Linked DNA regions of Homo sapiens: region 1 is linked to region 2. The links are chromatin contacts, found by Hi-C or POLR2A ChIA-PET in ENCODE. All regions are on one chromosome and are shown on one strand. Each heading gives the region's core, a stretch centred on a gene start or an enhancer-like site at or near the end of the contact. The rest is flanking DNA. Distances are from core to core; before and after follow the strand shown.

The links. A loop is a pair of places that touch in the nucleus more often than their neighbours do. ChIA-PET counts read pairs that join two places held with the same protein, here RNA polymerase II (POLR2A). Pooled maps may share reads with other maps.
Region 1: a pooled map shows a loop between it and region 2 (2.2-fold over the local background). The contact joins two enhancer-like sites. A Hi-C loop is called at or near these places in 1 of 50 pooled maps. POLR2A ChIA-PET finds 5 or more read pairs at or near these places in 2 of 52 experiments (Panc1 and activated CD4-positive, alpha-beta T cell).

What each region holds. Positions count from the first base shown.
Region 1 is chr15:90,056,975-90,061,078 of GRCh38, forward strand. The region is part of intron 1 of ZNF710 (zinc finger protein 710); the gene reads left to right. Among named protein-coding and RNA genes, the nearest start is that of ZNF710-AS1, 23 kb to the right of the region's middle. RefSeq lists enhancers at 1,929-2,640, 2,466-2,585, 2,706-2,765, 2,776-2,825. Within about 2 kb of position 2,702, at least 23 of the 41 ENCODE cell types and tissues checked have a DNase peak (open chromatin) inside an H3K27ac peak, as active enhancers do.
Region 2 is chr15:90,556,502-90,560,668 of GRCh38, forward strand. The region is part of intron 2 of CRTC3 (CREB regulated transcription coactivator 3); the gene reads left to right. Among named protein-coding and RNA genes, the nearest start is that of CRTC3, 29 kb to the left of the region's middle. Within about 2 kb of position 1,335, at least 25 of the 41 ENCODE cell types and tissues checked have a DNase peak (open chromatin) inside an H3K27ac peak, as active enhancers do.

The sequences.
Region 1 (4,104 bases), core at 1,452-3,951, 500 kb before region 2:
CCTTCTGGGATCAGCATTCCCTTGGGCTCTCCTCAGACACCCACCCCGCCACCCCCACTTGCCCAAGCTCTCTGCCCCTTTGTGTTCTGGCCTCACTCTACCCCATGGCGCTCCTTTGTGTGTTCTTTGCACATCTGCTCCTGTGGCTGATGGACTGAGGCTTAATGCAGAGCCATGTTTCCAAGAGAGGAAACTTTGGCCCAAGTTCTTTCAGGGGATGGGGAGGGCCAGGCCATAGGTCTGGGCCCAGCTTCTGTATGAACTGCCCTAGATGGTGGGGGTATGCTATGCTTGGAGGCCCAGGGCTGGAAGTGGGGCAGCTGCCATTAGGCGAAGGTGAGGAAGAAGGCACCTGGGGTGGGGAGGGGCCTCCCACTTGATTCACCAGGCAAGGCCAGGTCACCGAGAGTATGCGTCAACTCTTGCTAATTAACTTCGAGGCCGGGCACGGTGGCTCACACCTATAATCCCAGCACTTCGGGAGGCCAAGCTGGGTGGATCACTTGAGCCCAGGAGTTTGAGACCAGCCTGGGTAACACGGTGAAACACCATGTCTACTAAAAAATCCAAAAATGAGCCAGGCGTGGTGGCGCGCTCCTGTAGTCCCAGCTACTCGGGTGGCTGAGGCACGAGAATCGCTTGAAGCCAGAAGGTGGAGGTTGCAGTGAGCTGAGATCATGCCACTGCACTCCAGCCTGGGTTACAGAGCAAGACTAAATAATAATAATAATAATAATAATAATAATAATAATTTGGAGAATCAGAATCACTTAAGAAGCCTCTAGAAAATCCCATGTCCAGGCCCTGAACCCAGAGATTCTGGTTTAACTGGTCTAGAGTGAGACCCCGGTATTGGCATTCTGATCAAACGATACCAGTTCTGGAACTCTGTGGACCCAGGGTCTCTGTCTTCACAAGAGTTTGTGTCTGAGAAGTCACATCAAAATAGTTCATGCCTCGACATGGGGGCTTCACCCCTCATATCCTTGGGTTTTAGGGTACTGTGACCTCTTAGAGGAGGGAGATCCTCACACAGGGGCCACCCTGTGGCAGTCAGACCCACCTCAGCCCTCAGCTTATAGAAGCAGAGGCGTGGCTCCCAGGTCAGGTGTAGGTGCACCCGGGCCTGGGGAATGGATCAAGAGAGCGAGGGTTGTCAGAGCAGGCCCTGTGGGAGGGGCTCTCTCACCTGGGAGGGCGTCAGGTGAGAAAGCACTCAGAGCTCCTGGGCCTGAGCTCCTGGGGACTCTGCCATTAGCAGGGGAAGGCAAGGAAGAAGGCACTTGGGGTGGGGAGGGCCCTCTGGCTTGATTCACCGGACAAGGTCAGGTCACTGAGAGTGTGCATCTGCTCTTGCTAACTAATTTGGAGAGGCCCTTCCCTATGCTGCCTGGACACCACCCCAAGGAGGAGGCAGGACTGTCCTGGGAGTGAGGTGCTCAGAGAAGAGCAAAGCCTTGGTAGAACTCTCAGGCAAGAGTTTCACTCTCCATCTCACTTACCGCATTCAGTCTTGGTCCCTTGGCGACTGTCAGTTTCCTTCTCTTCCCTTTTCTGTACGCTGGTGTCTTTCTCTAGAGACACTCCCGTGCTGGGCCCCCTCTGTTCCTCTGCAGTCACTGTCCTGTGGGTGGCCTGGCTGTCAGGGGAGATGATCCACAGTGTGATTATTGTATCAGTCAGGGTTCTAGAGTAAGAAATAGAACCAGTAGGAGACACTATATATTTATATATATATATATATACACACATATACACACACACGTACACAGAGAGGTCTCTTTTAAGGAATTGGCTCCTGTGATTGTGGGGGCTGGCAAGTCCAAAATCTGCAGGGCAGACCCGGGGGCTGGAAACTCAGCAAGATTCATAAGTTACAGTCTCAAGGCAGAATTCTTTCTCTGGGAAGCCTCAATGTTTGCCCTTAAGGCCTTCAACTGATTGATGCCCACCCACATTATGGAGGGTCATCTGCTTTTCTTAAAGTCAACCGATTGTAAATGTGAGTCACATCTACAGGATACCTTCATAGCAACATCTAGCTTAGCCAAGCACACAGCCGGGCACCATAGCTTAGCCAAGATGACGCATATGATTTACCACGACAGTGATGGTCTCAGGCTGAGAGAGGGTCCTCATCCTGTCCTCATGTACTTCAAGGGAAGCAGTGCTTGCACTAAATCCTCAAAGATGATGGGAAATTCACCCAGTTCGAGGGAAGGGCAGTCCTGGCAGGGGAATCAGCCTGTGCAGAGGCCCCAAGGTAGGAAACATCGGTGAGTTGGGGGCAGAGGGGCAGTGGAGCCTGCCTGGGAGCCATCTTGGGCAGCAAATGAAGGCATGGGCAGTGCATCCCGCCTACCAAAAGGCTGTGGGGGCTGCGGGGCCGGAGACCTGCATTCTAGCCCTTGCTCCCCCACCGTCTCACTGTGTGACCTTGGACCATTCCCTTCCCCTCCCTGGGCCTCAGTTTCCTCATCTGTTAACAGGGCCGGGTATGGTGCGCATCACGGGGGTTTGTGGGTTGGTGGCCCTGTGTCAGGGGCCCAGCCACTCTGACTCCCAGAGGTGGGGCTCAGTGAATCTGTCCACAGAGAAAGGGGAAGCAAGGCAGAGACAGGATCGCAGGAGGAAGAGACTCTCGAACTTCCCCTGCCCCTCCCCCGTGCCGGCGGCAGCTCCCTGGGCCTCTGGCTCCTGAGGCCTGTGGGCTGGGCAGAAGTGAGACTGTGGCAAGGGGCCCCGAGGCACAGGCCTTCCAGCTCTCGCTTCCTCTTCCCTTCTGCGCATGTGAGTAGAGTTTCCCTTGAAGCCTCCTGCGAGGAGGACAACAGGGGAAACCAAGAGGCTGGTTTCCTTAGGCGGTGAAATCCCGTGCATGTTTTTCACAGCGGGTGTACAGGCCTGGAACTTCCTCTTCTCCTCCCACCTGGTTACCTGTCCCGCCCACTCCAGCTTCAGCCTCTCCAGCCCCAGGGCCCTGGACTCCAAGGGGCAAAAGGCCCAGAGCCACATCCTGGAGGGCTTGAATGCCAGACCCAGGGTCAGGAGCCCCCTCCCCGCTCTTGCTCTGTTGGGTCCTGAACTGCCTCCACGGAAGCCAGTCCTCAGTCCCTGTCCCCACCCCACCCCACCCCCATACTGCAGCCCCCGCCTCCCAGAGATCCGGGTGCTTCATGTGGACTGAGCTTACGCAAGTCAACTCCCCAAGGGTGAGAACTTTAATTTGCCCCTTCTATCTACCCACAAGCAAGCACCTAATAGGTTTAGTAAATGTGCATTAAATCAGTGGCTCAAGCCTGGCACAGTGGCTTAGGCCTGTCATCCCAGCACTTTGGGAGGCCAAGGTGAGAAGATCGCTTGACCCCAGAAGTTCAAGACCAGCCTGGGCAACTTAGCAAGACTCCACCTCTACAAAAACAATGTAAAATTAGACAGGTGTGGTGGCACATGCCTTTAGTCCCACCTACTTGGGAGGCTGAGGCAGGAGGATTGCCTGAGCCCAGGAGTTTGAGGCTGCAGTGAGCTATGATGGCACCACTGCACTCCAGCCTGGACAATAGAGGAAGGCCCATCTCTTAAAAAAATAAAAAGTCAGGCCGGGCGCAGTAGCTCACGCCTGTAATCCCAGCACTCTGGGAGGACGAGGCAGGTGGATCACCTGAGGTCAGGAGTTCGAGACCAGCCTGGCCAACATGGTGAACACCTTGTCTCTATTAAAAATATAAAAAATTAGCCGAGCATGGTGGTGGGCGCCTGTAATCCCAGCTACTTTGGAGGCTGAGGCAGGAGAATTGCTTGAACCCAGGAGGCAGAGGTTGCAGTGATCCAGTATTGCTCCACCGCACTCCAGACTGAGCAACAGAGCAAGACACTGTCTCAAAAAATAAATAAATAAATAAAAAGTCAGAGGTTCAGCTGCAGGGCTGGAGACTGCAGTCTCTGAGCAACCTGGTGATTCAAGGCCAAGATGAGGAGCCAACAGGCAAGCCTGCCTTCCAGGATAAGTTCGAGGCACTGCTGAGGCTGTGTCAGGGAGTATGGGCTCACTGGACCTTCAGGAAATAGTCATCAAATTACATTGATCACGGGTGGTTGGTGATG
Region 2 (4,167 bases), core at 85-2,584:
ACTCCAAAGTTCATGACATAAAGTAGTTTGCATATTTACTGAAGCACAAAATTTAATCACACGGGCCTAGAGGCTGGTGAGTGACCAAGGCTGCCTAGCAAATGTTTCATTGGGGCTTCATGGATCTCTGTGTAATACGTCTTATATATTGACTTAAAAACTTAATTTGTTTGAAAATGGACAGCTTTTGTGAAAATCAAAAGGGCCATTAATTTATGGTATACAATTATGCACAGAAAATCTACAGCCGTCAGAGAAATATGACTCAAGAAAATACTGAGAGTTGATATAGATACTTTCATATTAAAATAGAAGGTTTACAACGGTCTACTACTTTTCAATGACTACTTTCTAATTGCTTAATAGTATGTATTGACTTGTCATTTCTAGAAAATAAATCTAATTTCATTTTTAGTGCCAACCATTGGAATTATTCTCTTTATAATCACCACATGGCTATATATATATATATATATATATATATATATATATATATATCTTTATAATACAATATGAAAAATAAATACATTAATCAAATTATCAGACCGAGCTTCTACAGATGTTTGCCCCTTACTTGCTTTAATTTTAAAAGTTCTCTTTGGCAGGAATGTCTTATACTCTAGCTAGGGAAGAAAATGTGTAGAAAACAATTTTAATCAGTGTCTGGGAGTCTGAGAACAAACTTAGCAAATTTAGCTTAGAACAATCGCAAGTTTAGCTTAGCATCTTTCCTTAACCTTGTACTTCTAGGTAGGACCGCCTACACTGCCAGCACCCCCTCACAGTCTAGGAGCAGCTTCTCTCTCCCCCACATTTTGAGCTGTTCCCCTTGAGGTTGCTTTCTCGCCCTTTGCTGACAGGGAGGTGGTGGTAGCTGCATTTGTCTCCCATCTGGTCCCCAGAACGTTTCTTGCTTTTGTTTTACAGTCTTGTGACAAACTAGCACGCCCCCTTCCTATCTCAGGGCCTGGCTTCCCCAGCCCCCAACTAAGGTCTCAGACACGTACAAATGGTGCCCCTCTTTGAGGGGCTCGTACATCTGCACATCTGGACCTTTCACATAGTGATCTGTTAAAGGCATAGAATCAGCCTGTAATATGCTGAGATCACCCTGGTAATATGGTGGAGTACAGACAGAGCCGGGTCTGTCTGGTTTCTGGCTCTGTAGCCTTTTCCCCTGGGTCTCCTGGGGCCACTTGAACCTGACTAGCCAGCCTCTCACCCATCTCTAGGACCCAGCCTGAACTGAGGCAGAGGGACTGAGGCTGCCTCACACTCTGTAATTTGGCCTCAAGTCACCATTGCTGGCCTTGTGCCTCAGCTCTGATAACTGGACTCTTGTCTGGCTCCTGCGTGCCAGAATCCCATGGTAACCTGCCTCGTTTCCCTGTGCCTTGTTTTTATCAGCCTGCCTCCCAGGGATTGAAATCGTGCCCTGAAACACAGTGACCAATGCACTTTCCTGATGTCAACCACCCCACTTGCCTTTCTGATTGGATTCCAGAGTACCTTAAATTTCTCGTTGTTCTGCAGTGCCTGTAGTCAGGAAACCTCTGTTCTGGACACTTTTCTCTGTAAATGACAACTTAGTTCTTCCAGTTACTTGTGCCAAAACCTTGGAGTCACCCATAACTCCTTGCATTGTCTCACATCCCACAGCTAAGCCTTCAGCAAATTCTTGGTTCTGTTTTAAAAATGTATCTAGAATCTGACTACCCTGGTCGGACCCGTTATCATTTTGTCCCTGGATTCTTGCAAGAGCCTCCTGACTGGGCTTCTGGCAGAGGAGTCCTGTCTTCTTTCAGTATATTCTCAACACTGCCACCTGACTGATCCTTTTAAAATATGAGCCAGATTATCTCACTCCCCACAGTCCTCCAGCGGCTTCCCGTTTCTCTCAGGGTAAAGGCAAAGTGCAAAGTGCAGGCAGTCCCTGTAGGGCCCCCATCATCTCTGCTCTTAGCTGCTTACCACACATCTCTCCAACACCCTCCTCACTCACTCCATGCCAGCCACACTGGCCTTTTTCTCTGTTCCTTGAACCTTGCTTAGGATTTCTCTACCAGGAATGCTTTTTTTCCAGATATGTGAATGGCTTACTTCCTCACTTCCCTCAGCTCCTCACTCAAATATCACCTGTCAGGGAGGCCTTGCCTCTCTAAAATCTAAATTCCCTCCACCGTCTTTCCTGCTTGATTTTTCTCCTCAGCACTTATCACGATCCAGTATACTATATATATATATACATATACACATTTATTTTTTTTTGAGACTGAGTCTTGCTCTGTCGCCCAGGCTGGCGTGCAGTGGCGTGATCTCGGCTCACTGCAACCTCCACCTCCCGGGTTCAAGCCATTCTCCTGCCTCAGCCTCCTGAGTAGCTGGGACTACAGACGTGTGCTACCACGCCCGGCTAATTTTTGTATTTTTAGTAGAGACAGGATTTCACCATGTTGGCCAGGATGGTCTCGATCTCCTGGCCTCAAGTGATCCGCCCGCCTTGGCTTCCCAAAGTGCTGGGATTGCAGGTGTGAGCCACCGCGCCTGTCCTACTATGTATTTTTATTTATTTATCTCTTTTATATTCTGTCTCCTCCAAGCCCCCTGGGAGCAAGGGTGCTTTGGTTCACTGCTGTATTTCCAAAGTCTAGAGCAGTACCTGGCCAGGGTATGAGTTCCATAAATATTTCTTGAATGAATGAATCAAATAGTTGAGTATTAGCACTATTCTGAGAATTTTGTATGTATTATCTCATTGAATTCTTACAGTAACCTTATGTGATGGTACTTTTATGACTCCCATTTTACAGATGAGAAAACTGAGTCTTAAGAGGTTAGGCGACTTGCCCAAAAGGACCTGAGCCACCACACAAGTATTCCACTAGAGCAGCAAGTTAGAATAAACACAGACTTTATTATTATCCAGATTTATGTTCAAGTTGCAGCTCTGTCAATTACTGGTTGAATTAAAACCTCTCTAAACTTTAATATCCTTACTTATGAAATAATTATTCTACCTCCCAGGTTATTGGAAGAATTAGATGAGATCATGGGTGCATTATTTTCATGTATATTTTCCTGATTGCTGGAAAAGTTGAAATTTTTTCATTTTGTGGTTGTTTGTTTGTTTGTTTGTTTTTCGAGGCAAGGTCTCACTCTGTCAGTCAGGCTGGTGTGCAATAGTGTGATCTTGGCTCACTGCAACCTCTGCTTCCCGGGCTCAAGTGATCCTCCCACCTCAGCCCCCCAAGTAGCTGGCACCACCGGCGCATGCCACCACACTCGGCTAATTTTTGTTACCCGGCTCATTTTTATGTTTTTGGTAGAGATGGGGTTTTGCCTTGATGGCCACGTTGGTCTCGAACTCCTGGGTGCAAGTGATCCATCCGCCTTGGCCTCCCAAAGTGTTGGGATTACAGGCGTGAGCCACCATGTCTGGCCTTTTTCATGTATTTACCGGCCATTCTGGTTTCCTCTTCTGTGAATTTCCTGTTCATAACCTTTTCTCAGTTTTTTTTCTTATCAAATTGTAGGAGTTCTTCGAATGTTAGAGATACATGTTGTCTTATATGTTATAAATAGCTTTCCTCATACCATCATTTGTTGTTTGATGATGTTTTTTGGAACCTTCTTTTATTCATCTAGTTAGCGCTCCAGGTTTGGTGGTTGATCAAATACTTGAGAATAGGGATTTATTCATTCAGCTAGTATTTGTTGAGGGCTGGAACTCTGTGGGATGTCCATTCAGTCAGGACACCTCTAAATCCTGACTTCCAGTTTACGTCACTGATGATGGCTCTCATCCTTGGTTCTACCAGATTCTTGAAAGAGAATGTGTTTTCTCAGAGCCAAGTAGACCCAAACATTTCCCAGACTTTGGCCACATAATCAGAAATTTCAAAAGAGTTCTGGAATTTGTGGGCTTAGCTCCAAGTTACCAGGCATCCGTTGTCTTCCCTGTGGGCAGAATTCGCTTTTAGCTTACTCCACCCTCCTCAGCTACGCAGCATGATTGGGGCAGACGATGAATACTTCAGATATCCCCTGTGGGGTTAACTCCAGAGGCAGCCTCAGAAACTAGACACATAATTCATATGGTCAAAACCTGGCAGGCTCTTCTGAAATCGTGTGACTTCCTATCAGGCCACCAGCTCTGCAGATCCTCAA